2 separate regions of the Homo sapiens genome follow, and region 2 is linked to region 1. The links are chromatin loops, found by intact Hi-C in ENCODE. Cell type or tissue: heart right ventricle. All regions are shown on one strand. Each heading gives the region's core, and the rest is flanking DNA. Links, peaks and the distances in the headings are about the cores only.

Region 1 (15,693 bases), core at 7,694-15,693:
TGCTTTGGGCTCCACCTCCAAACACGCACTGAATTTTTGAGTTTTTACCTTTTGAGCACTGCTCCGCTCTAAACCAAGTCACCAAGCACCCCCAGACTCGGATGAGCTCATGGCAGGCACATCCTCACTGGGCTCCCTGAGTCTACTCTCACATCCTACCCTTGGTTCACGACACAGAGGCAAGAGGGTGAGCTCTCAAAAAGTGAGTCAGATCACACTAGTCCTGGCTCAAGACGCTGCAGTGGTTTCCCACCCGACGGGAGGTGGAGCTGAAGTCCTCGGCACGGCCTGTTTGCTTCTGCTACCCGCTTCCCCTCCAGCTGCTTTGTCTAGTAAACTTGCGCCCTGGCGCTGCTGGGGCGACTCCAGTCGAGGTCTAATGCTGTTCCTTGCACAGGCAGACTGTGCTCCTTTCTCAGAACCCTTGCATCTACTGCCTTCTGTCCCTGGGATACTCTTGCTCAAGATGCTGGCTTGCTTGTTCCTCTATCCCCTTCAGGTTTCAGCTTCTCCGATCACCCTATATTTGCAAACACTTCATCCCCCAGGGCCCTATACCCTGCTCTATTTTTCTGACTGATACTTATCATCACCAGTATCACGTTGCTTTTTCCTTATGAGTTCTGTCTCTCCCACTACAATAGTACCGTGAGAGTAGGGACTCTATCTTATTTCTAGCTGTATCCCCAACCCATAGAACATGATCTGGCTCACAGTAGATACTTAGTAAATATTTGTTGAATAAAAGAGGAAAGAAGTATCACAAACACAAAGCCTATCTCTGAATAAGGCTGACATGAATGTTTTGCATTAATGATAGATTTCATATAATCTGCATTTGTACACAAAGCAGGAACATATTCAAGTGCAACACGCCTTCAGAACACTTGAGTGAGAGGCGAGGGTGTGCATTGTGGTTTAGGAAGGCTCTTGTACATAAGCATGGGAGAAACGGAGAGATGTCTTGCAGTGAAACACTTTGCCTTATGAAAAAACAACCTCATTTGTTTGATCCTTGCCATGGTTCCAAAAAGGATTTGAGGCCAGAGTTGCAAATTGTCTTCCTTTTTCCCTTGACTTTCTATGCTTCCAAAAAAAGAAAAAAAAAGTGTTTTGAAGGACTTTTTGCTCTCAAATTTTTTAAAAATAGATTTCCAAGTAGATTGCAGGCATGATCCAAGCCTTGCCTCATTAGTTACCTTAATAGTCCTCTGATTATAATCCCACATTTATAAACCCGCACTTGTAGAGAGTGGATCCTTTAAAAACCCAGTGAATTCCATTAGGACTGACACATGCAGGAACCTCCAGGAGTTAAGGGTCACTGCTGGATGTCAGCTCAAACCTTCCCAGTAACTCTGCTCTATTGGAAGACCAGAGCTCAGCAGCAGGAGACACTCAACTTTCACTTGTTGCCCCGTTCAGTAAAAGCAAGATCCTAAATGAAAAACTGACCAACGTAAATAGCAAGAAACCAGCTTCCCATCCAACTCAGATGTAAGTAGCTTGATCTACATCTCAAGATGGTTGAAATGTAAGCCATGTTCCTACTCTTATTTTATAGGTCATTGTAAGTAGAGAGAAACAGGAGCATTGACTACACTAAAGATGACTACTACATAGATTAGTAAAATGTGATCATGTAAATTCTGCTAGTTAATGTCTAGTCTTTAGTAATTCTCCATGATCGCGTACAGTAATTCTACACAATTGGGTTTACATGGTGTCATGCAGGTAATGCTGAACCACAATTTAGGTTTGCATTCGCTTCCTGTTCAGCCTTTCATCGGCTCTATAAGCTTGAATGAAGGATTGAACCTCTTGCACTCCAAATTTCTTTGTATTAAAAAAGAGACAGAAAAAAACTAAAGTTGCCATTAGGCCTTATAAATCTAATAATTTCTATTTCACTCTCCTACTTAGATGCTAAGTGTCATCCAGGCTCAGAGATCTACAGAGCTATTCTGATCCCCTTCCAATTCTACCTACCCCCTTGCCATTAAGGAAAACATTAACTATGACATCAACATTAGCAGCGCATGAGTCCATTCTCAGAAATAACTCAAAGCTTCAAGAGTGGAGTAAGGGATTTCCTTCCAGAAAGCAGAGACACAAAAATGAAATTCAACCGGGAGCATCAACCATAGTTTATCTCCAAGACCCAATCTCATCCCTTCCACCATGTTCCTACCTGGCAATCTATAGATGATGCTGGAGGTAAACAACCCTCATCCCTTCCAGCCACGGGAGACAAGAGATATTATCCCTTTAGTTCCTACATATAAACCACAATGCACCTCTGTTCCATGGAGGGACACCTGGGGAGAAATGACTCATTTCTTTAGTCATTCTATGCCTTTTTTAAATTTCAACTTTGTAAGCATATCCGTTGCCCAGATATTGAACTTCTGTAAGTATTGTCTAAGAAAATAACAAGACAATTACATAAATATGCACGAATAAGGGTTTTCATCACAGAACTGTTGAAAATACTCACCTAGACAGGGTTGATTAAATCAACTAAAGTACCTGCACACAATAGGACATAATATGGGCATCATTACGAATGATGTTGTAGATATGTATTTTTTTGACCTGAAAAGCATTTTTAAAACATTTTGTATACCATGATCTTGTCTTTGTAAAAAAATGCATTTATATATGCCTGGAATCACAGATGTGAAAACGCTAAGTACGTGGTAGTAGTATAAGTAATATTACTTTCTACTTTATAATTTTCATACCATGTGTCACATAACAAACATACCTCTGTTAATTAAAAAAATATTTATTTTTAGTAGACAATACCTGCATATGGTACAAAATTGGAAGCATACAAAAGAGTAAACAATAATAATTAAGGCTCCCTTTTCCTGTAGTGCCTTCCAGAAGGTAATCACTGTTACTTCTGTCTTCCCTAATCTTCCTGAGATAGTTTATGCTTATCCGTATATTGCTTTTATAATCAGAAAAACAATAATAGTAGTTCCATTTTGAAAAAATAATTTCTGCAAGATTAAAATTAAGTCTTTAGGTGTTAAATAAAATGGAAGGACTGAAACAATAATACGACGACTTGGATTTTCTTTTTTGTTTTGCGATAGAGCAGTGGGCAGGAAATACCAAATGTGTTACTTAACTCCTTAGTAGGTAATAGCCCTTCTTTATTATTATTATATTACATATATTTAAGTACATGTTTTTCTTCCCCATAAGACTACAATTTTCTTTTTAAGAGACAGGGTCTCACTCTGTTGCCTAGGCTGGTCTTAAATTCCTGGGTTCAAGCAACCCTCCTGCCTCAGCTGCCCTAGTAGCTGGAATTACATGGCCTGAACTGTACTTTTTTTTTTTTTTTTTTTGTGAGACAGGGTCTCACTCTGTTGCCCAGGCTGGAGTGCAGTGGTGCCATCTTGCTCACTGCAACCTCCACCTCCCGGGTTCAAGCGATTCTCCTGCCTGGCTTCTAGCTTCTCGAGTAGCTCACAGGCGTGAGCCACCACCCCCTGCTAATTTTTTGTATTTTTAGCAGAGACGGGGTTTCATCATGTTGGCCAGGTTGGTCTCAAACTCCTGACCTCAGGTGATCTGCCTGCCTTGGCCTCCCAAAGTGCTGCTGGGATTACAGGCATGAGCCACGGCGCCTAGCAGACTGCACTTTTTTTTTTTTTTTTTTTTTTTTTTTTTTTTTTTTTTTTTTTTTTTGAGTCACAGTCTGGCTTTGTTGCCCAGGCTAGAGGGCAGTGATGTGATCTCTGCTCACTGCAACCTCCACCTCCTGGGTTTGAGCAATCCTCCTGCCTCAACCTCCCCAGTAGCTGGGATTACAGGCATGCACTACCACACCCAGCTAATTTTTGTACTTTTAGTGGAGACAGGGTTTCACCATGTTGGCTAGGCTGGTCTCGAACTCTTGACCTCAACTGATCCACCTGCCTGGGCCTCCCAAAGTGCTAGAATTACAGGTGTGAGCCACCGCACCCGGCCAGACTGCACATTTTTTGAGGTGCAACACAATTTTATGTCCTCCATACTGCCTACATATAATACAATAGTTATAAGATTTTAATTTCTAATATTTACAATTTATCAAGATTTAAGTAACTGTTAAATAATAATTTGTACACAGCAAGCAGGAAATATATACTTGCTGCATGGAAAAGTAAGTGATATGGTCTGAAACAAGATTTAATAGTTGGATCTTGAATCGCAACGTTAGCCGATGCCTGTATCGCACTCACTGTGCGCTAAGTATACTTCTCAGTACTTGACGGGAATTAACCCACTTAATCTTCTTAACAGTCCTGTGAAAAATGTTCCTATTTCACAGATAAGGAAACCAAGGCACAGAGAGAATAAGCATTAGGTTGGTGCAAAAGTAGTTGCAGTTTTTGCCTTTTTTTTTTTCTTTTTTGCAAAAACTGCAATTCCTTTTGCACCACCCTAGTAATTTGCCCAAGATCATCCCATGGGGGAGAGAACTAAGCTGGGTCCCAGGTCCAGGCAGCCTAGCCCTATGTTAGTAACCCAGTACCTTTCAACTAGGCATCTGAAAGTGTTTTATGGCGTATAGATAAAAATAGACCCACTGCTTTAATAAGGCACATGGCTATCGTTGTGCCTAAGAGAATGGTCTTGCATCACCAGTGGAACTGAGAGCTCTGAATCTCAGCCCTGCTATGGCCACACTCTTTCACCTGAAAACTTTCAAAAGCTGCCTCACTGGCAGGCGACAACTACAGTCCAAGTGACAGAAAGGAAACACAGTGAATATTTTTCATTTCATGACTGTTAATCAAGTACTCAAAGAACATGGAAAGGTATCACAGGGAATGTGGCTGGAGCGTGAGGCAATTGGATAAATGCCTTGGTCTGTGGCCTGCAACTTGGGTGAGTTGAATGTATTATTTTCCAAGCTTGTGGCTTTCATGAAAAATGGACTGTGTCCAGCATCTGATAGAGATGCCAAACACACACTATAAACAATTAAAAGCAAAACCTAAGGCGGGCCTTTGCAGGGTGATAAGAGAAGGCAAGATGAGAAGTAGTGAGCTAAACTCCATGAACAATTCAAACAACATGATGACAAAAACAAGAATCCCTGTGTCATCTAAAGAAACATAGAGATGAAAGGAAACTTGTGAATTCCCATTATGACCCAAAATGTGGCCCTCAGACTGGCATCATTAGCATAACTTTGGAGCTGGGTGGAAATGCAGACTCTTGCACCCCACCCCAGAGACCCCCTGAATTCAAGCCCACATTTTAGCGAGATCCCCAGATGGTTCAAATGCACCTGAAAGTTTGAGAAACACTGATCTATTTTAATCTCCTTGCTTTAACGATGATGAAAACACTGAGTGCAGTAAAGGAGCTAAGCTCACATGGCAAATTCTGTTGTTTTTTTTTTTTTTTTTTTTGAGACGGAGTCTTGCTCTGTCATCCAGGCTGGAGTGCTGTGGTGCCATCTCGGCTCACTGCAACCTCTGCCTCTCAGGTACAAGCGATTGCCCCGCCTCAGCCTTCCGAGTAGGTGGGACTACAGGCGCAGGCCACCATGCCCTGCTAATTTTTGTATCGTTAGTAGAGATGGGGTTTTGCCATGTTGGTCAGGCTGGTCTCGAACTCCTGACCTCAGGTGATCCACCTGCCTCAGCCTCCCAAAGTGCTGGGATTACAGGCGTGAGCCACCACGGCCACATGGCGAATTCTTGATACAGACAAGACTAAAATCCAAATGGGAAACTAGGATGGGACAAATACAAAATTGTTTTACATGTTGTTTTACACTGATCGTTGTGTGTGTTAGTAATGTGCGTGGCTGTAAGTGGGGATTACAATGATACGGAAATGGGGAATAACTTCAGTTTCTGCATAACCAACTGAAGTCCATAATTAATTAATGTCCAGCCATGCTTATCCCCACAGACCCTCACTATTTCTTGGGAAAATGTATTCCCTTAGTAAGGGTAATTTTCCTAATATCAACTTTTTTCCTCCAATTCTCCAGTGCAACTGCAGGAAAAAAAAAATTTTTAGGCTGTCTTCTCCATGTTATGATAATTACTGCCGTATTGAAAATGTAATTCTCTTCTAAAAAGATGAATGTTAAATGGACCAGCTTCGCTCTACATTATGATTATCCATCATTTCAATTTCTCAATTGATGTTCCAAACAGTTGCAAATCAGCCAGGTATTTATTAGAAGAATTCTTTTTTTCCTTTTGGAAGCAGCAGCATGCATATTTCCATCCATGGGAGAGAAGGTAATTGGAGAGTTTTTAAACAGGGTTTGTCTCACTTCTAATGCCTTGGGAGGGGTTAATGATTAATTTATATTTAAAAGCAAATTGAGAAATGGACATAGCGGCCGAGCACGGTGGCTCACGCCTGTAATCCCAGCACTTTGGGAGGCCGAGGCGGGTGGATCACGAGGTCAGGAGATCGAGACCATCCTGCCTAACACGGTGAAACCCCGTCTCTACTAAAAACACAAAAAAATTAGCCGGGCGCGGTGGCCGGCGCCTGTAGTCCCAGCTACTCAGGAGGCTGAGGCAGGAGAATGGCGTGAACCCGGGAGGCGGAGCTTGCAGTGAGCCGAGATCGCGCCACTGCAGTCCAGCCTGGGCGACAGAGCGAGACTCCGTCTCAAAAAAAAAAAAAAAAGAAAAGAAAAGAAAAGAAAAATGGACATAGCTCCCTGTATGCTTAGAGAGCACAATTGTATACAATACTCAGCCTGAAAAATGTGATATTTGTTACCTTGTATCAAGGTTGAATTTTTAGTAATGGTGGTTGAGATCCAACTCTGGTAACCTGAATTCTTATCCGGATTGCATAAGAGAATCTTGTTGGATTTGCCCGTATCATGTAACAGTATGTATGGGTCTCTCTCTTTCAACGCATTCCTCTCTGTGCAGTGTTTTTTGAGCTCTTAGTGTGTACCCAGCACTGCCACTCACATTGCCGCCCCGACTACACATTCAGTGTTTATCTCTTGAAGTGGCCGTGAGTTTCAAGTTTCTAAAATCAGTGATCCTCATCCAGGATTTATTCAAAAGAATATTTTTTCTTGCTCGAGTGACTTATTATTTGAGAATTTCTAATTTCCTATAACTAGAAAATGATCAGCATTACTGGAAAAAAGTGGAAAGCCTGAGGCATTTCCTGGACCACACGGATCCACTCAAACACGAGCCTCCCAAGTGGGTCGCTGTGCAAGTCTACGTAAGAGGATCTGTTGACGCCATCTGGGGAAGGAGCCATAGAGCTGGAATTCGCACCCAGGAGCAGAGCTCTCGGGGTCCTCTTCAGAAAGAACCTTTTGGCTTCTGTTATTTCTCAACAACATGAAACATTATACTGCCCAATACTCGATGAAAGTGTGATGCTTTCTGCATAGAGTGGGTTGTATATTTATGAAACACCAAGTCATCTTGTGAGCAAGAGTGGTTCCCACACACTAAGTAAAGTGAAAAGATAGAACTTCTATCTATTACCAAAGAGGGACAGAGTGATGGAGAGAGGAATTCGACGTACCTTCCTCAATTGTCTGGCCATTCGAATCTGTAAGGAAGGATGGGAAAAGGTGTCTGAGTCAATAATTAAGTACCAATTATGGCACATAGAAGAGGCATTAGAGGCCCAAAGAAAACAGAAGCCATGAAAAGGTTTGGGGAGATGGCTAGAGGCTTTACATTTTATGCTTTAAATTTATTTTTATTTATTTTTTATAGAGACAGGGTCTTGTTCTGTCTCCCAGGCTAGTGTGCAGTGACACAATCATGGCTCACTGCAGCCTCAACCTCCCAGGCTCAAGGGATCCTCCCGCCTCAGCCTCCTAAGTAGCTGGGACCACGGGCATTCGCCCCCACACCTGGCTATTTTGTATTTTTTTGTTGTTGAGACAGTGTTTCACCATGTTGTCCAGGCTGGTCTTGAACTTCTGAGCTCAAGCGATCCGCATGCCTGGATCGCTCCCAAAGTGCTGGAATTACAGGTGTGAGCCACCGCACCTGGCTAGCCTCACGTTTTAGATTTCGATTTACTGATATTTTATTCACTCTTCTGGATCACATTTGATTTAGAGTTTTACAGTAGAAGTCCCCCAGGAGTCTTGCTGATGACATGGGACCCAAATCCCCGAAGGCTTCATCGAATTCCCTTTTAATCTTTCTTCCATCACTGTATTATAGCCTGTCTGGTGATATATGTCTTTCTGAAGATAATTATCTCCCTCTGGCATGTTTTTTGTATTCTTCAATAACTTCCACAGTGTTTGAAATCTTCAATCATTTCTCTTTTATCTCATACAGCATAACGCATAACATTTTCCCTCATGAAGAGTTCTTGCATAAGGAGATCGTAAAGTTCTTTGCATATGTTAATTATTTCTTTCACCAGGAAATTCTTCTCCCTATTTTGCATCCTTGGGAAACTGAGGCAAAAAGCTAACTGACATATCGAAGTCACATTAAAAAAAATGGGACCAGAGGTTGAAATATTATCCAGAAGATAAAGTCCTCAGTGCTCTCTTCAGAAAGAAATTGTATTCTAAATGCGAGCTAAATAATGATGATCAAGAAATTAAATCAAGGAGTTGAGAGACCTCTGTAGTTTCAGTTCGCTGATCTACAAATCTGAAGAACGACTTACTCTTAAGGAAGATGTGGCCCCTACGATTTATAGTGAAACTCATATTGCCAAGATTTATTACCATGCACACATCCTCACACAGCAGGATTTTTAGTATCCTACTACGAAGTGTTATTTGAAATCATTAAAACTAAACGGCACCTGTCAAAATCAATCAACCGATACATTTACTGATTCAGAATCTCTGGCTTTTCATCTTTTCCCTATATTCATTAATTCTTAATACTCTTTCCCATCATTAGCGTTTCATTTCCAAGTACTCCTGTCCTATAAAAATAGTGCATTAAAATGAAATTGGGTATTTAATGTCCGATTCTGTCTTTGATTCATCTGGGTTGAGCTTTTGTCCACACAGTGTCGCTTCCAGGGCTGTTCTATGGTTTTCCCTCCTATAAAATGTTTTTACAGCTTTATGCTGTAAAAGTCAATCCAGCTGACGTATCTTGTATGTAGGTCTGTTTGATTTAACATGCTTCTGTTTAACAATGGAGTTTCCTGACGCTGTCAAAATAAGTAAGGTATTAAATGCCTTTTTCGAAATGACTGTTTTTAAAAGAGAGATTAAGTAAACAAGCCATTCCTGCTGGTAAAATAATTGATTATGTTGCTGACTATTTAATATTATGTTTAGCCAGAACTCCCTAGGGACAGTTTATTACATTAGCATAAACAAAGAGAGAGCAGCCGTGCTCCACGAGGGAAGCACATGAGAAGCCGCTGCAGATATTTGCATTTGAAAAGAAGAGAACAAACGCCTTCCTTGTTGAAGTGACCAGCAGATCCCGTGAAAACGTGCACACAGATAGGCATGTTGCAGACGTATCCACGCCATATTAAAAAACAGACCTAAGTGTTTTATAAATAACTCCTACAGTTCTCTAACGAGGTATGCAATTAAGAAAACGGTTTGGTTAATAAAGTTTGAAATCCTGAAGGCAGGTAGGAATCTGGCTGTTTTTAATCTTCATTTTTCTTCGTAACAGTCCGGTTTTGTTTCCACATTCTGGTTACACTCGGGAAAATCTATTAACCTATTTTCAACAGACTCCTTTGGTAAGGTATCATAAAGAGAAATTGATTCACTCTCCAAGTCTCCCTTGCTGAGTTAGGCATAAAATATATTATTAAAAGATACTGGGCTAGCCAGGACATGAGATTATATCTGCATGCCGCTGTGTGAGCATGTGTTTTCTTTTCTTTTTTTTCCTTTTTTTTTTTTTTTTTTTTTTTGAGACTGAGTCTCACTCTGTTGCCCAGGCTGGAGCTCACTGCAACCTCCATCTCCCAGGGTTCAAGCGATTCTTCTACCTCAGCCTCCCGGGTAGCTGGGATTACAGGCACCCGCCACCACGCCCAAATAATTTTTGTATTTGTAGTAGAGATGGGGTTTTGCCATGTTGGCCAGGCTGATCTCGAACCCCTGACCCCAAGTGATCCGCCCGCCTCAGCCTCCTAAGGTGCTGGGATTACAGGCGTGAGCCACCGCACCCGACCTCTAACATACGTTTTCATTTTGGGATTAGAAAACATTTGCATCTCTTGCTATGTTGGACTTTGAAAGAAAGAAAGTAGGAAGCAAATGTGTTAAAAATCTACTACATTTTCCTTGTCTGTTTGTGAAAGCCAGGAGTTTTTACAAGCACTCTTTTATTGAATTCCCCCCCAAACCGTGGGAGGTAGTTATTATCGGCATTTTTACAGTTGAAGACACAAAGAGTGAGTGAGGTTTAGTAATTCACTTAAGGCCACACAGCTAGGAAAAGGCACCATCAGATGAGCTGGTGTCTTCAGGTTGGCAAAGCCCTCTTCTTTGTGAATGCAGACTGGCACTCTCCTACCCGCATGCTCCACTCCTGGGGAACCCAGGTAGGAAGGCTGGCACTGAGGAGTGGGTAAGAGAAAAGGCTAAGTAACAAACAGGATACCCAAAAAAGGCAGGAGCCAGCCTGACGAACAATCCTCCCCGAACCATACCAGTCCTATAACACTCTGTGCAGAACATCTAATATTTAGTGACTGTACTGATACCACCCTGGCACCTCCCATTCTTCAGAGAGAATGGCTGGTTGAATCAAAGGATCAAGGGAATTGGCTCAATGTGAGGGCCTCCATTGAACTTGAAAATGAAAATATGGGTTTTCGAGTTGGGGAAATAAGAATAATGGATAAAGGGATTAACATTGTTTCTTGTTAGATATTCAACTTCATAGATTTTTGATTTAAGGAAAATTGAAAGTCAGACCTATTTTTTTTTTTTTTTTTTTTTTTTGAGACAGGTTCTTGTTCTGTTGCCCAGGCTGGAATGCAGTGGCATGATCTCGGCTAATTGCAACCTCCATCTCCTGGGTTCAAGCCATTCTTGCACCTTAGCCTTCCAAGTAGTTGGGATTACAGGTGTGTGCCACCATGCCCGGGTAATTTTTCTATTTTTAGTAGAGACAGGGTTTTGCCACGTTGGCCAGGCTGGTCTTGAGCATCTGACCTCAGATGATCTGCCTGTCTCAGCCTCCCAAAGTGTTGAGATTACAGCCATGAGCCACTGCACCCAGCCCTCTTCCCTATTCTTTATTGTTGGTATATTTCAATCCATTATATATTTGCCAATAGAAGTGTTTTCTCCGTTAAACTGGAACTCATAATAGCCACCACTAATTGCAATCACATTCTCATCAGCTACTTCTGTTGGCACCTACCATGGCCCTAAGCCTAGAGGAAGAGTTGGAGGAGGAAACCTTCGGTTAGAATTACCATGGGAGGATTCAACTAGTATATGTTTTCTGTGCTCTGTGGGATATAATTTTAAAAGCATGAGTTTTGGAATCAGAAAGGCTTTTATTTATATGTTAATTAGCTAGCTAACTAATCCGAACACATGAATTCAAGATTTGCATTCTGGCTCCAAAACTAGCTATGTGGCCTTGGCAACTTTCTTTCTTTCTTTCTTTCTTTTTTTTTTTCATTTTTGCCTCTGAGTTTCACTTTCCCTGCTGAGCTGTAGAGGTGTCATCTTGGTCATTCTGGAGGCTGAGAACGGGCAAGCAGCAGTGGGCCTTGCAGGGCAGCTCCCACTGAGGAGACAGGGTGGACCAGATGGAGGGGGGTGGGGGAGGGCAGCAGGTGATATCAAGATGGAGTTTGAGATGAAAGAAGGATGAGTGGAGCAATCTGAGAAGAGTTCATTGTATAGCTGAGAAGACAAACACATATGTCAAATCCATGCAGTAAGACATGCTCCGAAAGATGAGCCTAAGAAGAGAAATAGCCTGGCGCGGTGGCTGAAGCCTGTAATCCTGGCACTTTGGGAGGCCGAGGCGGGCAGATCACGAGGTCAGTAGTTCAAGACCAGCCTGACCAACATGGTGAAACCCCCTCTCTACTAAAAATACAAAAATTGGCTGGACATGGTGGTGTGTGTCTGTAATCTCAGCTACTCAGGAGGCTGAGGCAGGAGAATCACTTGAACCCAGGAGGCGGAAGTTGCGGTGAGCCAAGATCACACTACTGCACTCAAACCTGGGCAACAAAGCGAGACTCCATCTCAAAAAAAAAAAAAAAAAGGGAGAGAAACAAGGGCAGAACAAGTTTTGCTATTGCTAGGACTAGTGCAGTAGCTTAAGGCGATGTTGGTAGGCAAGGCAGACTACAGAATTTGATAACGCAAAGGAATGTAGCCTGGATTTTTATAGTAGACTCTCCCAACTCTTTCTTCCACTTTTTCTTCCTCTTTTTTCCCCTTTCCACTTCCTATAAAATAGGATCAGTTGCTGACACAAGCTGCTAAAACTCCATCTGACCCAACTGCATTGCTTTCAAATGATGAGTCATTAAGTCACTGATATTTCTAGAGGGATGCTCTAAATCCAAATGCTGCCAGATGTCCCTTCCACTCAAAATGACTCGCTGTTCATTTGTGCACATTTTGAATTTTTGAGAGTGGTCTTATCTGTAAAGATTTATTCAAGGGTGGAAATCAAAGCTAGGTTAATTTTTGACACAGGAAGCCACCTTTTAAGGAAATGACTGTTTCAATCATTTTAAATCCCTGCCACATTTTCTGAAGCTCAGTTTCTATCATGAAAAAGCAGAATTAAGTGGCATGACTGAAGGTGACCCTGACAGTATTTTTTCTCTGACATGCAATCATTTATATCAATGTCATTGTATGTGCCTTCTGCTGTTAATGCCTCCCCTGCCTCCCCCAATATTATAAATCACCCAAGACCTCAGAGTACTTCCCTTGGAAGCTTGCACCAAGTCTCCTATTGCTTTAACCATTAATACATAGTTCCCACTTGGATGAGCCCCTTCCATTGCTCCAGACTATCTCTGGGACAGTCCTGCTCCACCATTGACTGGGAGGTGGCTCAGGAATGCCTGGACGTGGCCACCACAGACCAAAACTTGGGGTAGGACCAGCTATTTACAGCATAGACTTCAATGCCTTCCAAACCCAAGGTTCGGGTTCCTGCATGCACAGTACTGCGTTGAGAAGATCCAAGGCATTGGAGACGGGACAGATCTGCAGCGGACACATACTAGAAACTTACTTCTTAAAGAGTTTTCCCATTTGGAACATGGGGATAATAATCCCAACCATACAGTATTGTGAGAATTCACAAAGACACCACATGAAAGCTCTTGTCACATCATAGCCACCTAATAACTAGTGTGAACAGACACAATAGCTAATATTTATGAAGCACCTAATAAAGTCTGGGCACTGAAGTATGTGTTTTATGGACATTATCTTTTTTTGTTCCTCTCAACAACCTGAAAGACGGGGTATCATTATACTCATTTGACCGACCGGGAAAAGAAGCACAGAGAGGTGGCAGGACTTATTCAGGGTCCCATAGATGCTGAGTGGTAGATGAGAATTCAAATCCAACCCAGGTTTGTGTAAGACTCCTATGTTTTAGTTAACTAGATCAGGAATAAGCCCACAGGAACCATGAGATTATAAATGACTTAGAGCTTCATCGAGAAAGCTGCCATATGTTTATTATCAATAAAAACAAATATTTTTATCTATAAGTAAAGGGGCATTAACTCGAATTACCAAAGCCACTGGGCTTTTTTTTCCAGACCCTATTTTTCTGAACCTCATTAATTCCAATTTTAAATTATTATTATTATTTTTTTGAGACCGAGTCTTGCCCTGTCACCCCGGCTGGCATGCAGTGGTGTGATCTCTGCTCACTGCAAACTCTGCCTCCCAGGTTCAAGTGATTCTTCTGCCTCAGCCTCCTGAGTAGCTGGGATTATGGGCCTGCGCTTCCAAGCCCAGCTAATTAATTCCAATTTTAGCAAGCTACATTGAAGTATCAAAATAGCACCCGGATGAATGTAGCGGAATCAGCCCAGAGGAAGGTGGAGGTGGTTTGGGGAGAAGGTACTAATCCATGCAATAAAAGCCAGCACATCGTTTGGGGCTCTTATCTCTGTTCGGATCATGACATAACCATTGCCTGTCATCCAGAACACTATCACTTGCAGGCCGCGCCAAGATTCAATCTCCAACTCCACTTTTAATAGCTGTTGTCAGCTTGTTGCTAGAGAAATTATACTTAATTACGTGAGTAATGTGGTGGGTGTTTGTGTGTGCATTTTTTTTAAGAAGAAATGGCTTAAGCAAACTGCATGGGGCCTGGGATGGGTGCAGACTGAGAGGGAGACGTGGTATCGACTAGGAGAGGGAGAACTTCCTGTGAAAAATAGGAAGTTTAATGAGACGAAAATAGAATGAGTGTGATAAAAAGCGGCGCAAGGGAACGGATCAGGGACAGAGCGTCTCCCGTGTCTGTGTGTTTAAGGGTGTTAGGGATTGCCATCAATTGAGATCGTGTAATGCACTGTCTACTTGGACCTAATGTCCACTGTATGCAGTGCTGAGAGCTACAGCAATTGAAAGATAATAAGAGGAAAATGAGTAATGAATCCGTTTTATTGTATGCTGTAAATGGCCTCCATTGAAACAGTCTGTGTTTAGACTGGTAATAAAAATGAGTGATGAAGGCAGACGTTTAACATGGGAATTGGTTCAAGCAAGAAACATATTTTCTCGTTGTTTTTTTTTTAAGCCTCACAAATAATTTGGTTTATGAAGTAACTTCTTGCTTGGAAACTTTATGTAACTACTGCACAGTTTTTATAAGCCTTGGCAAGGGGTGTGTGTGTGTGTGTGTGTGTGTGTGTGTTTCTCATTTTGTGGCTTGAAACGTTGGCAAGGGCTATCACAGTAGCCAAGGAAGTTTGAATTTTATTTGTTAATTTGTCATATGTGGACCTTTGTCTCTCCACTGGGCAAACACAGGAGCCCCAGGAAGGACCATGTTCACAAAACATGGGGCGCTTCTTAGATATCGAGGATTCTGCCGATGGGGAGATCTATTCATCAAATACTCAAACTAGCCTTGTCTAAGCCCTGGAATTATTAACCCAACAGTGTATCAGCTCCTCTTCCTTTTCTTTATTTTTATTTCTTATTTTGAGACAGGATCTTGCTCTGTCACCTAGGCTGGAGTGTAGTGGTGCAATCTCATCTCACGGCAGCCTCAGCTTCCTGGGCTCAAGTGATTCTCCCTCCTCAGCCCCTCACCAAGCAGCTGGGACTACAGGTGCACGCCACCACACTCGGCTCATCTTTAAACTTTTTGTAGAACTGTTGCCCAGGTTGGTCTTGAACTCCTGGGCTGAAGTGATCCTCCTGCCTCAGACTCCCAAAGTGTTGGGGTTACAGGTGTGAGCCACCGCCCCCAGCCTTGCAGTTTCTCCTTCTCATTTGCCCTCCAACTAAAAGAAAAAATCTGACTGGGCACAGTGCCTCAAGTCTGTCATTCCAGAGCTTTGGGAGGCCAAGGCAGGAGTAGCACACTACTACAGCCGTAAGGAAACAAAACAAAATAGCGGTGACCCTCTTCTCTAACCTGGTCAGAAAATGAGACATTCTTAGTAATTACACATGGAGCACATTGATATACTTAGGTGTGGCATTCTGTGGGTTACTAATTTGCAGCAGTTAGAACGTGGAGTCCCTGG
Region 2 (15,693 bases), core at 7,694-15,693, 52 kb after region 1:
GTCTGTCCCACTATAAATCGTGTCCCATTATTATGAATAATTATCTTTCAATAAGGGTTAATTTAGAATTCTACACTCTTTCTTTTTTTTTTTTAAATTAAAATGTGTGGTGGCTCACATCTGTAATCCTAGCACTTTGAGAGACTGAGGCCAGGAGTTCCAGACCAGCCTGTCTCTACAAAAAAAAATAAAATTAAATTAAAATTAAAATAATAAAAAAAAATTTTAATTAAATGTGTGTGCCCTTACTGTACTTATTTTCTCTTTATGAAAATGTATATTTTTTCTTATGACTTAAACACCACGCTAGGTTTTATTACAGAAAATCTAGAAAACAGAAATTATAAATAAGAAAAATCTTTCTGGCTGGGTGCAGTGGCTCACGCTTGTAATCCCAGCACTTTAGGAGGCCAAGGCAGGCGGATCACCTGAGGTCGGGAGTTCAAGATCAGTCTGGCCAACATGGTGAAACCCTATGTCTACTAAAAATACAATAAATTAGCCAGGCATGGTGGCATGTGCCGGTAATCCCAGCTGCTTGGGAGGCTGAGGCAGGAGAATCGCTTGAACCTGGGAGGCAGAGCTTGCAGTGAGCTGAGATCGTGCCACTGCACTCCAGCCTGGGCCACAGAGCGAGACTCTGTGTCAAAGAAGAAAAGAAAAATCTTTCGTAAGTGCATGACAAGGAATTCTCCCAGCAATTTATTCTCAGCATATATATGCGTATATATACATATTTTTTAAAAAATCAGAATCACACTATATTTAGTGCAAACTTTTTTTGTCATTTAGTAGAGTGTATTTTTTTCTAATGTTCAATATTCTGCTGTGTGATAGACATGCCAAATCCATCTCTAGACTCTATCCTTTCCCCTGAATTTAACTGGAAGAGTTGACCCTATGCACCATGTGATCCCAATTCAGAACATCTCTTCACTTATGCCCACCAAATACCTTCCCCACACCCGTGATTGGACCAGGTCTGGATTAGACTCAAATTGAGTCAATCAGAATCTCTCTCCCAGTAATTTGGAATTAGTCTGTTGCTAGGGTCTGTTTGTGTTTCCCTAAATTCATAAGTTGAAAGCTATTCCCTCAGTGGGATGGTATTAGGAGGTGAGGCTTTTGGGAGGTGATTAGGTCATGAGGGTGGAGCCCTCATGAATGGGATTGGGGCCTTTATAAGAGAGGCCCCAAAGAGATTCCCCACCCTTTTCACCGTGTGAGGAAACGGTGAGAAGGTGGGTGCCTGTTAACGAGGAAGTGGGCCCTCACTAGACACTGAGTTTGCTGGCAACTTGGTCTTGGACTTCCCAGCCTCCAGAACTGTCAGAGATAAATTTCTGCTGTTTATAAGCTTTCAGTTTATGGTATTTTGTTATAGCAGCCAGAACTTACTGAGACAGGCCTGTAAGGCTGAGTCCCTTAGACCATGATGAAGGCCTGTGTGCTGTACAGTTGAACAGCGTCCGGGCAGACACGGCTAAAATCCAAAGAATGTGCTCCATGCAAAGGGAATTCATGAGGGAGTGGAGACAGCATGAGTAGGCCAAGTGAGATTATCTAAAAAGAGAAGCAGAAAATGAGAGTAGACCTGTTGAGAGAGGCAGGGACAAGATGCCACAGGTGTTCATGGATGAGACAGTGGGCAGCCCTAACACCTGCTCCACGCCCCACGTGCACTGGCTGAACTTCTCATCCTCATGAGTTTGCTTGTTTTGACTTTTGAGTAATTTGCGTTTTTACTTACTTTACTCATTCAAGTCGATTTCACCTGAAGAGCACTGACTAAGAAAATCATAGTTACTTTAATAGCTGCCTAGTTTTCTAGTGTATAAATATACCATAATTCATGTAATCAAGTCCTTTTTGGTTAGATATTAAGATGTTTCTATGTCTTAACTATTCTATTTAATAAAGAACACTATAATAACTATCATTCCAACTAAACGTTTGCAAATATTTCCTTAAGGTCAAATATGCAATCAAATGGGATTGCATCAGATGAGAAACTATGGGTCAAGAAAATTAATATCATTTGTGCATTTCATTCCCGGTAGCGAGATGTCTGAACATTTCTGTTTTCTGCATCCTCGCCAATATTAGGTTGACTACTGAAAAAAGAAACAATTCTGCCAATTAAAGTAGTTAAAAATGTTGTCTCCTCATATTAATTTAGATTTCTTTGATGCCTGGAATTGCACATACTTTCCTCTATTTATTGCTCAGTTCATTTTCTTCCAATACGAAATGTTTATTCATGTCTTTTACTCATTTTCTTCTATTTAGATGCTCATTTATATCTTTTTGATTTGTGAGTGCTCTCTCTCTCTCTCTGTGTCTGTCTGTCTCTCTCTCTCTCTCTGTCTCTTTGGTTTTGCTTTTGGCTTTCGGTTTGTTTTTTCTCAAAGACAATGTCTCACTATGTTGTCCAAGCCAGATTCAAGCTCCTGGGCTCAAGCAATCCTTCCATCTCAGCCTCCTGAGTAGCTGGGACTGCAGGTGTGTGCCCCTACCACCTGACAGGATATTAAACTTGATTCCTACACACTTGAAATTTATCTTCTCCTATCTAGTTATGTGCCTCTGAATTTTATATATGAAATATTTGATAGACATTAAAAATATATTTGTATAGTCATGTGTTGAGATATTTTCTGTTGTACTTTAGTCCTTTGATGTCATAACTAGAAAGTAGTTCATCTGCCTAAGATTATATAATCATATACTTTCATTTTTAAGAAGACACATTAAAAAGGAAATGAAATACCATAGCACTTAGAAATCAAATACTTAAAAGACATAAAATAGAGACAGAAAGCAACACATACTAAAATAAAGACAAATCCATCACCAAGCCACCTTTAAATTTCAGCGATACTGAAAGTTACCAATTATGAAACCATTCTCCCTATAGAAAAAATAAAGCAGATGTTTTATCTCAGAATAAAATTCGTTTTAAAACTATTTCCATCCTGCCTTAGACTTGCCTATATTATTTAAGTCATTAAAAAGTACCAAGGGCCAGGCGCAGTGGCTCACACCTGTAATCCCAACACTTTGGGAGGCCGAGTTGGGTGGATTACCTGAGGTCAGGAGTTCGAGACCAGCCTGGCCCACATAACAAAACCCCCTCTCTTGACTATTTTTAGTAAAATACAAAAATTAGCCGGGCATAGGGGCTCATACCTGTAATCCCAGCTACTCAGGAGACCTAGGCATGAGATTTGCTTAAACCCAGGAGGTAGAGGTTGCAGTGAGCCAAGATCACGCCACTGCACTCCAGCCTGGGTGACAGAGTGAGACTCTGTCTAAAAAACAAAAACAAAACAAAACAAAAAAACAACGATAAAGAAAAAGAAAGAAAACAAAAAAAAGTACGACGAAAAAAAATAAGACAGGAGATATTAATTCACGTAGCCAAGACTCAACTGTTTCTCTTTTTCCTGTGGATAAAACTGCAGAGAGGCAGTGATGAGAGAAAATCTACTCTAGCTCTCCAAATTTATACGACCCCATTTGTTGGTGTGGCGAAGCAAGAAGAGGGGTTATTTGGATGTGACGTGTTGTCATCTGGCGAATTGTGGGGTTCCTATTCAGAAACATCCCTGGAGAGTCTGAATTGTGGGCTATGGACGCTGCATAGAGCCTCGAATTCACATGATTAGTCTTATTATCATTTTTTTTGTCTTGTGGCTAGAGAGAGGAGCAAAATTATGCCCCGTGGGTTGCAAGAGTTGTTCAGTCATGAGATGTAGCAGGGACCCGGGATGGGAAAGGGTGGGGATGGGAGTAAAAGGCGAGAGAGAAACCAGGGGAAATCAAGGGCATGTTGCAAACCAGCTGATGTGGGGTGTTCTGTAACTGAAGGTGGTACTGTTACCCCATTCTACAGATGAGGAAACAAAAGCTCAGAGAGGTCTAGTAACTTCCCATGGTCACACAGCCAGTGAGGGAAGAAGTTGGGATTTGGAAAACATGATGTTGGAAATAACAAGAATAAGTGAAGACACTGAGAAGGATCAAAATCCAACATGAACTAGGTGGTGAGGACCAGCTTTGTAATTGAGGGGGGGCTCTTGTGGCTGATCCTGATGGGCAGTGTTCAGACGGCCAAAGTTTAGATTTTAGCTCTGAATTCTATCTATTCAAGCATACAATGCATGTCTTAGTAAGAATGGCTTCAACTGGTATGCTAACTTTTTAGGTCCTTTCATTTTATTCTGACAACAATCCTTGCGGGTAACCCAGTACCTATTTTAACACTTTGCTTCAGAGTTAGAAGTTTTTATGAATTGATTTTATGGAAGAATTTTTGTAAGTATGTTTAAATGTTATGCCCTGGTTATCAAACAAGACCCAAGCCTAGTCAGGCCTCTTAAGCATGGAGAGAGATGAGCCTTCTCAGCGATCTGCGCCTTTAAGGAGGGCTCCGCTCTCCTGTCTGCATCCCGGTGCTGCATATAAATGGCCTCTGTGGCTTCAGCCTGCTTATTTCCATTCAAAGTGTACACTCTGCTTTTTCCCCAAAGTAAAAGCATTTCCAGGAGCGCCAAGCACATCTCTTTTTTGTAGACTTCCTCTTGGCAGAGTGAATACTGCTGATTTATAAATTACATGGAGGTGTGCAAAGGAGATCAAGGTTCAGTGGATGTGAGCCCACATATGGCACCTCCCACAGGCCCAGACGCTGCCCTTAATTCTCAGCTCATCGCTTCTGCCAACCTTGTCAGTTCTGGCCACTCAAGCGGCACTCTGATCAAAGCAAAAGTAGTTGTCTTCCTCTTAGAAAAGAGGAAATAGGGTTCTTCCTTTTGCAAGTTAACATACTCAAAGCATCATTTCCCTTGTTGAATTTTTCCTAATCCTTATTTGAAATAGGCTCCTATGCCTTCATAGGGGGCCATTTTCATTGGCGAAGAAATTGTCCTCTGTTTTTTTGTTTGTTTGTTTGTTTGTTTGTTTTTACTATCAGATGCAGAACTCTATTTGAATGAAATCTTTATAGGAAAGAGGACATGCCTTCGATGACCACATTCCCCTCCCATAATCTGATGCTAGAATGCAGTGGAATGCACATTGCTTCTCATCACAAATAGCCACTGAAAAGGAGAAATTCTTGGCATTGTGGACTCACTACTTCCTGTGGATAATTACTAGAAATATACGCGTGTGCATGCATGTATGTTGTGTATGTGCCTGTCCAACATGCTGGGTCAAACTTTTGGATCTTTGAATCATACTGACTATGTGGAATACAAACATGATACCGCACCCTGTGGATCGTCACAGTCTCCCTGTTTCTCTCGGCAATGCTGGCTGGTTGTCTCACCAGTTAATGAATGAAAGAAGAGGGAAAGGGAAGGAAAGGGGATGAAGAGGAAGAAGAGGAGAGATGGCAGGAAGCTCTGACATACACAGCCCCACTCACTGGCTCACTTTCCAGCCTCTGCTGTTATTCCTTCCTTCTGGGCTCATACCCTGGGTCTCCAGCCAACTGGTGATGAGAGTCCAGGGACTTTACTGCCTTTTCACCTGTCTGGTGTCTCAAAACAGAGAACTGCAGCCCAAGACCATTTTACCTTTGCAGTAGAATGTGAGAATTAAAACTGATCTCGGCTGGACACGGTGGCTCACGCCTGTAATCCCAGCACTTTGGGAGGCTGAGGCGGGTGGATCACCTGAGGTCAGGAGATAGAGACCATCCTGGCTAACATGGTGAAACCCCATTTCTACTAAAAATACAAAAAATTAGCCGGACATGGTGGCGTGTACCTGTAATCCCAGCTACTCAGGAGGTTGAAGCAGGAGAATTCCTTGAACCTGGGAAGTGGAGGTTGTAGTGAGCCGAGATCACGCCATTGACTCCAGCTTGGACAACAAGAGCAAAACTCCATCTCAAAAAAAAAAAAAAAATACTGATCTCAATTCAGGCAGGCTCTGTGGCTCACACCTGTAATCCCAGCACTTTAGGAGGCTGAGGAGGGAGGATCACTTGAGGCTAGAAGTTTGAGACCAGCCTAGGCAACAGAGCAAGACCCCATATCTACAATCAATAAAATAGAAGTTATCTCAATGCAATAGACGTGAGGAACAGCATGGTGGGACAGATCAAGTGATTTTTTTTCCATGGCCATCAGGACCAGGACAAAAAGCCTGTTCTTTGGACTTCCTCAGTCCTGTGTGACACCAGACTCAGGCTGCTTCTTCTCACCCCCTCTTAGCTCACCCTGGCCTCAGCAGCTTCATCCTGGCCTTGGGGACACCTGTCACACAGGGTGGGGACAAACACCACCATATTTACAGACACACCACAGCAGTGGTTTCCAACCACGGGTGATTTTGCCTCCTTGGGAGATTGTTCGCAATGTCTGGAAGTAATTTGGGTTGTCACAGCTCGGGGGAAGGGGTGTGCCACTGGCATCTAGTGGGTAGCAGAAAAGCCCCCTGCAACAGAGAATCATCCAGCCCCAAGCGCCAATAGTGCCGAGGTGGAGAAACCCTGAACTTCCCAACATCTCAAGGTTGTTTCGCCAAATCCAGAGTCAGATCTTCCCCGGGGTTGGTTTTGGAAGGTGCTTTTGCATATCTGTGGATGGTGAGAAGTTCTGAGACTGTGGGGACTGCTGGGCAGGGTGGAGGGAGAGTTAAAATATCTGGGCTGGAGAGTCCTGGCTCCAATCTTAGCCATCTGTGAGCTCAAGAAGCCACTTTCTGTCTCAGGCCTCAGATTGCACTGGAAGATATCTCTGCCCCAGTGTGGTCGGGGTTGTGGAGACTTGAAGCCGGTCCGGTGCAGCCCACAGAAAATGCTTTGGAAATGTCTGAGCACCTTAGGTGGGCTCGGCCGAGGCTGACATTTCGAGTACATGACAGTTATTGGCTTTCACACCACCTGGTCAGAGCCCAGCCCCTGTGTACAAGGACACCCTGACCAGCCTTCATCGGCCCGTTACCCACTCACTGCTCAACTCCACTCTGAACAGGTGGGGTGAGGTCTCAACACTCCCCTGCATATAGCCTGCTGCGTTCCCATATTCTCTACTAGCAACTATTTGTTTTACCTCCACGCTCTTTCCTCAACCCCCAATCTCTGTCTTCGTAACCATCAGGAACAATGTCTACGGTTCATCCACATCCCAGACCAGACACTCCATGATGGCAGAGCCATGGGCCCTGGACTAGTCTCCTCCTAGTGTGGCAGCAAATCCTCACAACCATGATGAAACCTTTCTAGTGACCACTCTGAAAAGGATGGCTCTCCTGCCCCATGTCATCCCCAGGCCCTGACCTGAGCCACTCCCCACGCATCTCATTCACGCCCTGTTGGTTCCCTGATACCCTCTGACTCAAATAACTCTTCTTGGAGGATCCTTGAAGTTTTTTGAGAATTGCTGTTCAGAATAAGTTATCTCTACTAGAAATGTCTTGAGGTCCGTGAATAGGCGTCTAGGATGCATTACGCATAGGAGATGCCCAACAAATATTTGCCACCTCGACTTGGTAAACAACAGGCCCAACAGATGTCATGGCATCGTATTTCTCTGTGTTGTAATTGGCGTATGTCTCAGGGGTGCAGTCGCTTTTTAGTTTCCGTCATTACTGCTACACGGATCTGTTTCTCACTTTTTCTTATCACTGTTAGTTCCTTGCCATTTCACCAGAGAGTTATAGCAGAGAGGAAAAAAGAAAACAAAACTCAGAGAAAAAAAGGATGAGATGGAATCCAACCAAAACCTCAGTGCCACTGCTGACCCCAAATCTGAATTTAAAAAAATAAAATAAAATAAATAAAAAATTAAAAAAAAATTCTCTGGTCCAAAACTTTTAGTTATTTTTTTTCCATCCCTCAGAAACACTAACTTAGAAATTAAGTGGTAAGTGATTTGGCTTTTCTTTTATATATTTTAAAATATATAAACATGGACACATTCTTTGGGAGCTTTAAGTCTTTTAACTCAAAGGAGAATTAATTTCAGTAAACTGCCGTCAACGTGGTGGTTGTGAACGACAGTCTGTTTATGTGCAAAGCCGTACTTTTCCATTGAGTCTATTCTTTGAACTGATAAATCTCACCTGAGCAGAAACCACGGCCACAAAATGTCACAAGCAGAGAGCACAATGCTGCAAGCACTTAGCAGCTCAAAGTTTTTACACCTCGGCTCTACAGTAGCAGCAAGATTTTCACTAATTGTGTGGGGCCCCAGGATGTGTTTTGGTTTTGCAAGGTTTTTTGCAGACTCTGCCTTCCTGTTCCTCTGTCTCGGTGTGCTCTCACACACACACAATGCAGAGGACAAGCGCACGTCTTTACAATTCAAAACCAGAAAAGACCAGAACATTTTTAATTAGTCTGAAAATAAATTTAAAAAAATAGCAGCTCTGAAAGATGTGTTCCTCTATCTCTTTCCTCTGGAAGGCTGCAATTTAATATGTTTATGGGGAGAAGTGGTCCCTACAATCCCAAGAAAAGTAAGGGGGAGTTGGGGGAGTCTCAACCCAATTATTTGGCAGTCAACTTTGCCCCTCCAATAAATGAAACTGCAAAGCTGTCTTTTACAGGATACCCAGGCACTGACAGCAAACTGCAGGACCACAGTTTCACATCCATTCCCTGGGGGCATGATTTAAACCCAGAAACCTGTCATCAGGAGGGAAGTGGAGAGCGGCTCCAGGACTGGCTGAGAAGTGATGGTGAAGGGTTTTTGTCTCCCTTTCAACCCCGTAAACCTAAGTGAACCCGATCTCTGATTGATTATTAAACACTTCGCATTCAATGGCTGAAGGACAGTCTACTCGTTAAATCAGTGATTCTTAGCAGAGCTATTTCTGCTAGATGATATTGTTGGGTGCTGGGAAGGAGGTGCCGATAATGAGAAGGAAGTAGCCATCGCAAGTTGGCAAAACTCCCGAGGAAGTTTAAAAAAAAAAAAATAACTTCCGTCAGCATCATTGCCTGCAAAATGGATGCCATTCTTTTTGAGATTAAGGAATCCAGTGAACAAACACAAGTCAATCACATTTACTACGGAAAACAATTACTCAATTCAGCGAGAGGAAGAATAACATCTACCGGAGTTCTAGCCTTCCATTCTGAAGGGGCATGGAGAGGGGACGAGGTTTCTTCCTCATCTCAGATGGATCCTTTGCAGAATTCATGCTAATGAAGGTTAACCTGTTTCTCTTTATCTCTGTCATGAGTTATTAATGTCTGGTATCAGTTATTTGCAAATTTTAAACTATTTTGCACAGCAGCACCTAACACCATGGTATTTTGTCTAAACAGGGATTTCTTGGTCTTCACAGCACACTTGGTGTGCCTACGGAAGGCGTCATCGTGGTTATTTACAAGATGTGTTTTCTTTCCATTTTTACGGTTTTTATTTTTCCCCCACTTCACTCGGAATAACATCGTCTCCTGTCTATCTGGGGATAAAAGATGATTACCTTTTTGTTCAGAATCCACTAAACTAATACACTTCTTCTGTTTGTTGCTAAGCAACCAAGCTGGGTTACCCGGAAGCAGCAGACTCCGCTGTCAGTCACCGGCTCCTTTCTGATAATTGACCATCAGAGAGTTTGCCTGGTAGGGGGAAGAGCTCGTAGTCAAAAGACTTTAGAAATCTTTTTAAAAATTCAGCTATCCAAAGGTTTGCCAAAGCGTTCTATCCTAGACAAACAAATGATGGCAAACGCACCTAATAGGTTACTAATCGGTAATAAAAGGAACGGTACGCCACACACAGGAATTGGGATGAAACTCAGATGCATTGGAAAGAATCCCAACACAAAAGAGTCCATCCTAGGCATTCTAGCTCATGTCTGTGAAACTCTAGAAAAGGCACATCGAATCTAAAGAAACAGAAAGTGAGGAAGGGCTGCCCGGGGCTGGGAATGGGCATCCCTAGAGACAGGGTGAAAGGAACTTGCGATGGTGGAAATGCGCCATCATCTACACCTTTATTTTATTTTTATGGATTTAGCGGGTACAAATGCATTTTAGTTACTTGGATAGACTGCATAGTGGTGAAGTCTGTGCTTTTAGCGTAACCATCACCTGAACGGTATAAATTGTACCCAATAGGTTATTTCTCATCCCTCACGCCCCTCCCAACTTCCCACTTTTTGGAGTTTCCAATGTCTATTCTTCACTCTGTCTGTCCATGTGTACCTATTGTTTAGTGAGAACATGCAGTATCTGACTTTCCGTTGCTGAGTTACTAAAAATACGGAACGCATCATGAATTTGCAAGTCATCCTTGCACGGTAGTCATGCTAATCTTCCCTGTATCTCTGCAATTTTAGTATATGTGCTGCTGGAGGGAGCACCCCATCATTTATATATTAATTGTGGCTGAGATTGCACAGATACAAATCAAAATGTCATTTAAATGGATACCTTTTATTGTATGTAAATTAATTAAAAAATGAAAGCTATGAGTGTGCATCACGGTTTATTACATTTTGACTTAGTTGTGTTATTTTTAGGGTTAGGAAGTCCTTTCCTATTGAGAGTCATTGTTTTACAGGGAAAGGAAATTCATGTCACATAAGTAAAATGCAACTTCATTTTTAAAGGAAGAATTTCATTTTTTAAAGGACATTTACTTGAGAAGTATTATAATTGATATTTCTTCCTTGGTTCCTTTTTTCCTGTCATTTTAATTTTTATTAAAATTATACATGCAAATAATTTAGAGCATCCTACTTATTGGAAGCAACTACTTTCAATTCTTTTCAGCTATTTCTTTTGGAATTAGTTTTACATTTCTAGTAAAATGTTTATACTACTGCTTCTTGACTTTTCAGATTTTGCTGTCTTGGTTTCTAACTCTAGAAATTCAGTATATAATATTCTTTCTCACCTTCTTCTCTCACCACACACACAGACACACACACACACACACACACACACACACACACACACACTTCCTGGTTCCTTATCTTCCCAATGTAGTTATACCATAATTTTGTTTAGATTTGTTTACCTTCTTGTGACTGTGTAAATGCCATTTGTTGCTGATATGAGTAGTAAACTATGATTACTTTTCCTTCCCTGCACAGCTTTTTGTTTTCCCTGGAGTTAATAGGTGCCAGGTTTTGTTTTGTGCTATTTGTTTGCTCAAGGGTCACTGCACACCTACCATCCTGGATCTTCCTCCACTATCATCCTGTCGAGTTTATTCACCTCTCATGGGACTGACACAGCTGTGCACTGGATCACATGTCTTATGAAATTCCCTTTCAAGGGATAAATGACAGCTCTGCACAACTACAAACGAGGACACTAAGACCAATAAAAAGACACAGACTAGCATGAAATAAGAGGTTTATGGTCTGATTAAAGTCATGTCCTTGTTGCACAATGGAAAATTGCAAGAGCAAAGATATTCTTTATAGAGTGGACCCTAGCCACAGCATGAAGGTTTCATGTTGCATGAAAAGACTCTGGACTTATGCCTTTCATGCAACTGGAATGTCCCCTAATATGTTTACCAGTCTTTTTCCCTTCATTCCTGCACACTGTAACCAAAGGAGAAACACTCTCCTGATTACTGTAGACAGGGACATTCTGAGGGGCCCTGAGCAGACAGGACCTTAGGTGACCCTGGTGCCTTTGCGTAGAAGAACCTTTCTCATAAGATAGTTTAACATTATTTATAATAAGGAGTCACCGAAAACAACTAAAGTATCCGACAACAGAGGGCAATTTCCAAAGGTTGACTTTAAAAAAAAAAAAAAATATATATATATATATATACACACACACACACATATTTTGGCACTTCACAGACAATCTCTAAGTATCACAACAAACCTGCAAGATAGATATTTGCATGACCTTTTTACAAAAGAAGAAACTGAAGTACAAAATGGGAATGTGACTTTCCCAAAGCCATTTAGCAATGAAAGGATAGAAGTTTAATTCCAAAGCCAGTACTTGTTACCATGTATTATGCTGCGTGACAGGCAAGACATCCTTTCCAGACATCCTGTCCTAGGATTATGTTTTGGTCTCTTGAGCAACACTTAACAGATATGTCTTCATTTTTAGTAACCTGTGAAGCAAGAAATTGGGAACTCCTAAAGGCTTCACTAGCCAGGACTAAGCACTTCAAGCAGGCAAAGGGGCAGATACTCAGAAAACCAGTGAAGGCCGGGGGGACACCAACAGCGTTTCCAGGGTTGTGAGTTAAAAAGGTAAACAATGCAAGTCAATTGGCAGATGGCCAACGGTCCTGTCTGACCTCACAGCACAAGATTTTCAGAACTGCATGCCCTTGACCGATAGAAACCCTGCAAAATACGTTCTAAGTATCACTATTTTGAAACTTGAGAGGACTGCAGAAAAATCCAGATGGCTTATATCCAAGAGAATTTTTGAGATACCACAGAAAATATAACAAGAGCTCAAATACAGAGATTTTTCCATTAAAAAGTACAATGTATAGCAACTTGTGAATCAAAAAAAAAAAAACAAAATACAAACAAACAAAAAAACCAGCTGTTACTTTGGCTGCCATTGCTATAATCTTGTTTCCTAACTGGGGCTCAGTGGAAGAGATTAATCTTCAAAGGCATACTTTGAAATCAATCTACACAGGAACGAAGACTAAAATCAGAGAAAACACGGAAGGGTTTGTAATTAGACTTCACTGTTTCTGAAGCAATTAGGCTGCAGGGAGCTATGCAAGCCATCCAAGCAACAGTTTGAAAGAGAATCCTCACTTTGTAAAAGATTAAAAGAAAAACAAGACACAATCAGTAAGTCTTTGTAAACTTACCTATATTAGCGGCAATAAGGCTGAAATTAGGGTTTTACAGCTTGATCATAATTCTCAAAACAATTCACACTAAAATATAAACTCCTAAATATGCATTAATATGCTATCCCTTCGTGGACATTTATGTTAAGGCAAAGACGGAACATTCTCATTGCAGAATTTCAGATAGGAGAGAGTAGAGTCTGAATCACCGAGCTAGAAAGGACCTGAGAAATCATCTGTTCCAATTTCCTCATTTTATAGACACCTTGGGCATAAAGGTGTAGGTAATTAGCAGGTGTTAGAACTCAAATTTCCTGACTCCCCTCGCCAGTGTGTCTCTTTCTATGGGAGGGGAGGTTTTGCCTCGTGGCAGAAGGGCCTATGGCATCACAGGAGCAAGATAGGGTAAACCCTAAAATCACCTGGGGTTTTGGGGGGATGGGGTAGAGTTGGGAGGGTTTGACAACCTCAGAGAGAAACTGCACACAGAAATTTTCTGAAGGATGTTCTCTTCCACCCAACCTTATAGGTGGTAAACAAGAAAGGCCATTTTGAAGCAACACATTGGCATTAAGGACTTTTAACTGTGGGCATTAGAAAACCCTTCTCTATGGTCTTGGGGCTCTTATACATTTTATATGTTAGAAAATAACTCAAAATTATTAGCACATAGATCATTTGAAGTGTTAATCATTTCTGCAATGTTTACTCTCTACATTGTAAGTTTAAAAAAATACATGTCCATATTTTTTTGGTAAAGGCTCAATTTAATATACAGACCTGTTAACAAAAATGCTGAGCTAAATCTACACAGCCTCATAATTGCTTGTCTTTCCCTTTTTTTTTTCTTTTATATCCTTTTTTCTTACTTAGGTATGTACTATTACTGCTTGCAAAAACAAGGATCTACCATATGATTATTTCTAATTATTCTTGTGGGGGATTCAAAATTTTGAAAAAAAAAAGCAGTGAAAATTATGCATTCACTTGCAGAAATATGTAATTTTGGGGAAGTTATAGGGAAAAGTGTCAGCAACACTATCTTGCCTGAAGCTTGAATAGTTTAAAGCAGAGAAATGTTGTCATGGTAGTAATCCAACTAAAATTAGATTTCTACTTCTAACAACAAGATTGGATCCCAGGGAGAGGCTGAGAGACCTTAGTTCATAAACTCCACTTGGTGTACCATATGAAATAGCTTTACATACACCTCTGCTTTTGGTGAAGTTGGCATCCCTGACCTCTGACCCAGGCATGTTCACCATGAGCCAGGCATATGGAGAGAGTAGAGAGAACAAAGACTGCTCAGTCTGGGCATGGTGGCTCACACCTGTAATCCCAGCACTTTGGGAGGCTGAGGCAGGCAGATCACTTGAGGTCAGGAGTTCAAGACCAACCTGGTCAATATGGTGAAACTCCATCTCTACTAAAATACAAAAATTAGCTAGGCGTGGTGGCATGCACCTGTAATCCCAGCTACGTGGGAGGCTGAGGCAGGAGAATCGCTTGAACCTGGGAGGTGGAGATTGCAGTGAGCTGAGATCGTACCAGTGCACTCCAGCCTGGGCAGCAGAGCGAGACTCTGTCTCAAGAGAAAAAAAAGGCCCTGATCAGCAACGTCTCCACCACACATCCCAGCACTTAGCCAGCCCTCTGCATCAGGAAAGAGGGAGCAGCAGGGGAAACCCCAAGGGAAATAAAGACTAACTTTATCTATTTGCACATTTGTGTTGGGCTCTGGTTGCTGCTGAGAGACAGAGATACCAAAACCTGTACGAAAATATTAACAACAGGTTGGAAAGTTGAAATGCTTAGTCAGGCCCACTTCAGTTCCATTTTCCCCTGCTCCTAAGGAGGAGAAAGAGCAGAGTGAGAGAAAAAGAGCAAGAAGGAGGATGTGTAAGAGTTCCTGACATCCGCCTTCATAAGTGGCCACTATGTGCCAAGAAAAAAGATGAATAAGACACAGCCTATTTAGAGTAATATCACGTCTGGGGAGCTGGATTCTCTCACAATATGTCGACCGTATCCCTGAGAACAAGGGACGCAGAAGTGTCTTGCGTAGTGCTCAGGACACAGTGTGCACTCCGGAAGGGTTTGTTCAATCTCCACCCACATCTGAACGTCTAGGACCTGCTTTGTTGAGGGAATGTGACTTTCATGGGAGAGGCGTGATGGTTAATTTCATGTGTCAACTTGCCTGGGCTGTGGGGTGCCCAGGTTAAGCACTGTTTCTGGGTGTGTCTGTAAGAATATTTCCAGATGAGATTAGCCTTTGAATGGGGGAACTGAGTAAAGCAGATGGCCCTCCCCAGTGTTGTGGGCCCCATTCAATCTGTGGAGGGCCTGAATAGAACAAAAAGGCAGAGGAAGGAGGAATTTACCTCCTTTTTTCTGCCTCATTGCTTGAGCTGGGATACCTCATCTTCTCTTCTGCTTATTTTAGACTGGAATTTACACCACTGGCTCCCCTGCTTCTCAGGCCTTCAGACTTGGAATGAATTACACCATGGGCTTTCTTGAGTCTCCAAGATGCAGATGGCAGATTACAAGCCTTCTCAGCCTCCATGATCACATGGACAATATTGGATATTCCTTATAATCAATCAATCTACCTATTTCTATGTATCTGTCTCTCTGTCTATCTAATCTTTCTCTCTTTGTCTCTCTCTCTCTCTCTCTATCTAGCCAATTAGAAAGCTATTGTAAGTTATTTCTTCCATGAGTGGGGTGGGATTGGAAGTTAGAGGGCACAACAAGAGGCCTAGACTCTAAAGACAGAAGGACAAGGAAGAAAAGAAAAAAAGAAAAAAAAAAAACCTTGCAGTAGAGACTGTCATTTATTACCTAATACCCATCCACTCCCCCCTCCTTAAAGACCAAACTTCTTTTTACCTGGGTGCTAAACATTACATTTCCTGGTCTC

What was found. Peaks named below come from ENCODE experiments on the same cell type or tissue, not always from the same donor. Only the 100,000 strongest peaks of a DNase experiment are listed, where the experiment ranks them.
Region 2: it touches region 1 in a loop (2.3-fold over the local background); 4 of 110 quality-filtered maps call a loop at or near these places.

What each region holds. Positions count from the first base shown.
Region 1 is chr10:7,424,238-7,439,930 of GRCh38, forward strand. No RefSeq gene overlaps it. Among named protein-coding and RNA genes, the nearest start is that of SFMBT2, 21 kb to the left of the region's middle. In heart right ventricle, for the core only: no CTCF peak of the experiment used is centred there; no DNase peak of the experiment used is centred there; H3K27me3 peaks cover 3,097 bases.
Region 2 is chr10:7,476,481-7,492,173 of GRCh38, forward strand. It overlaps the pseudogene RNU6-535P. Among named protein-coding and RNA genes, the nearest start is that of LINC02642, 11 kb to the left of the region's middle. RefSeq lists an enhancer at 4,377-4,616 and a silencer at 12,087-12,381. In heart right ventricle, for the core only: no CTCF peak of the experiment used is centred there; a DNase peak (open chromatin) is centred at 12,192; H3K4me3 peaks cover 675 bases; H3K27ac peaks cover 2,016 bases.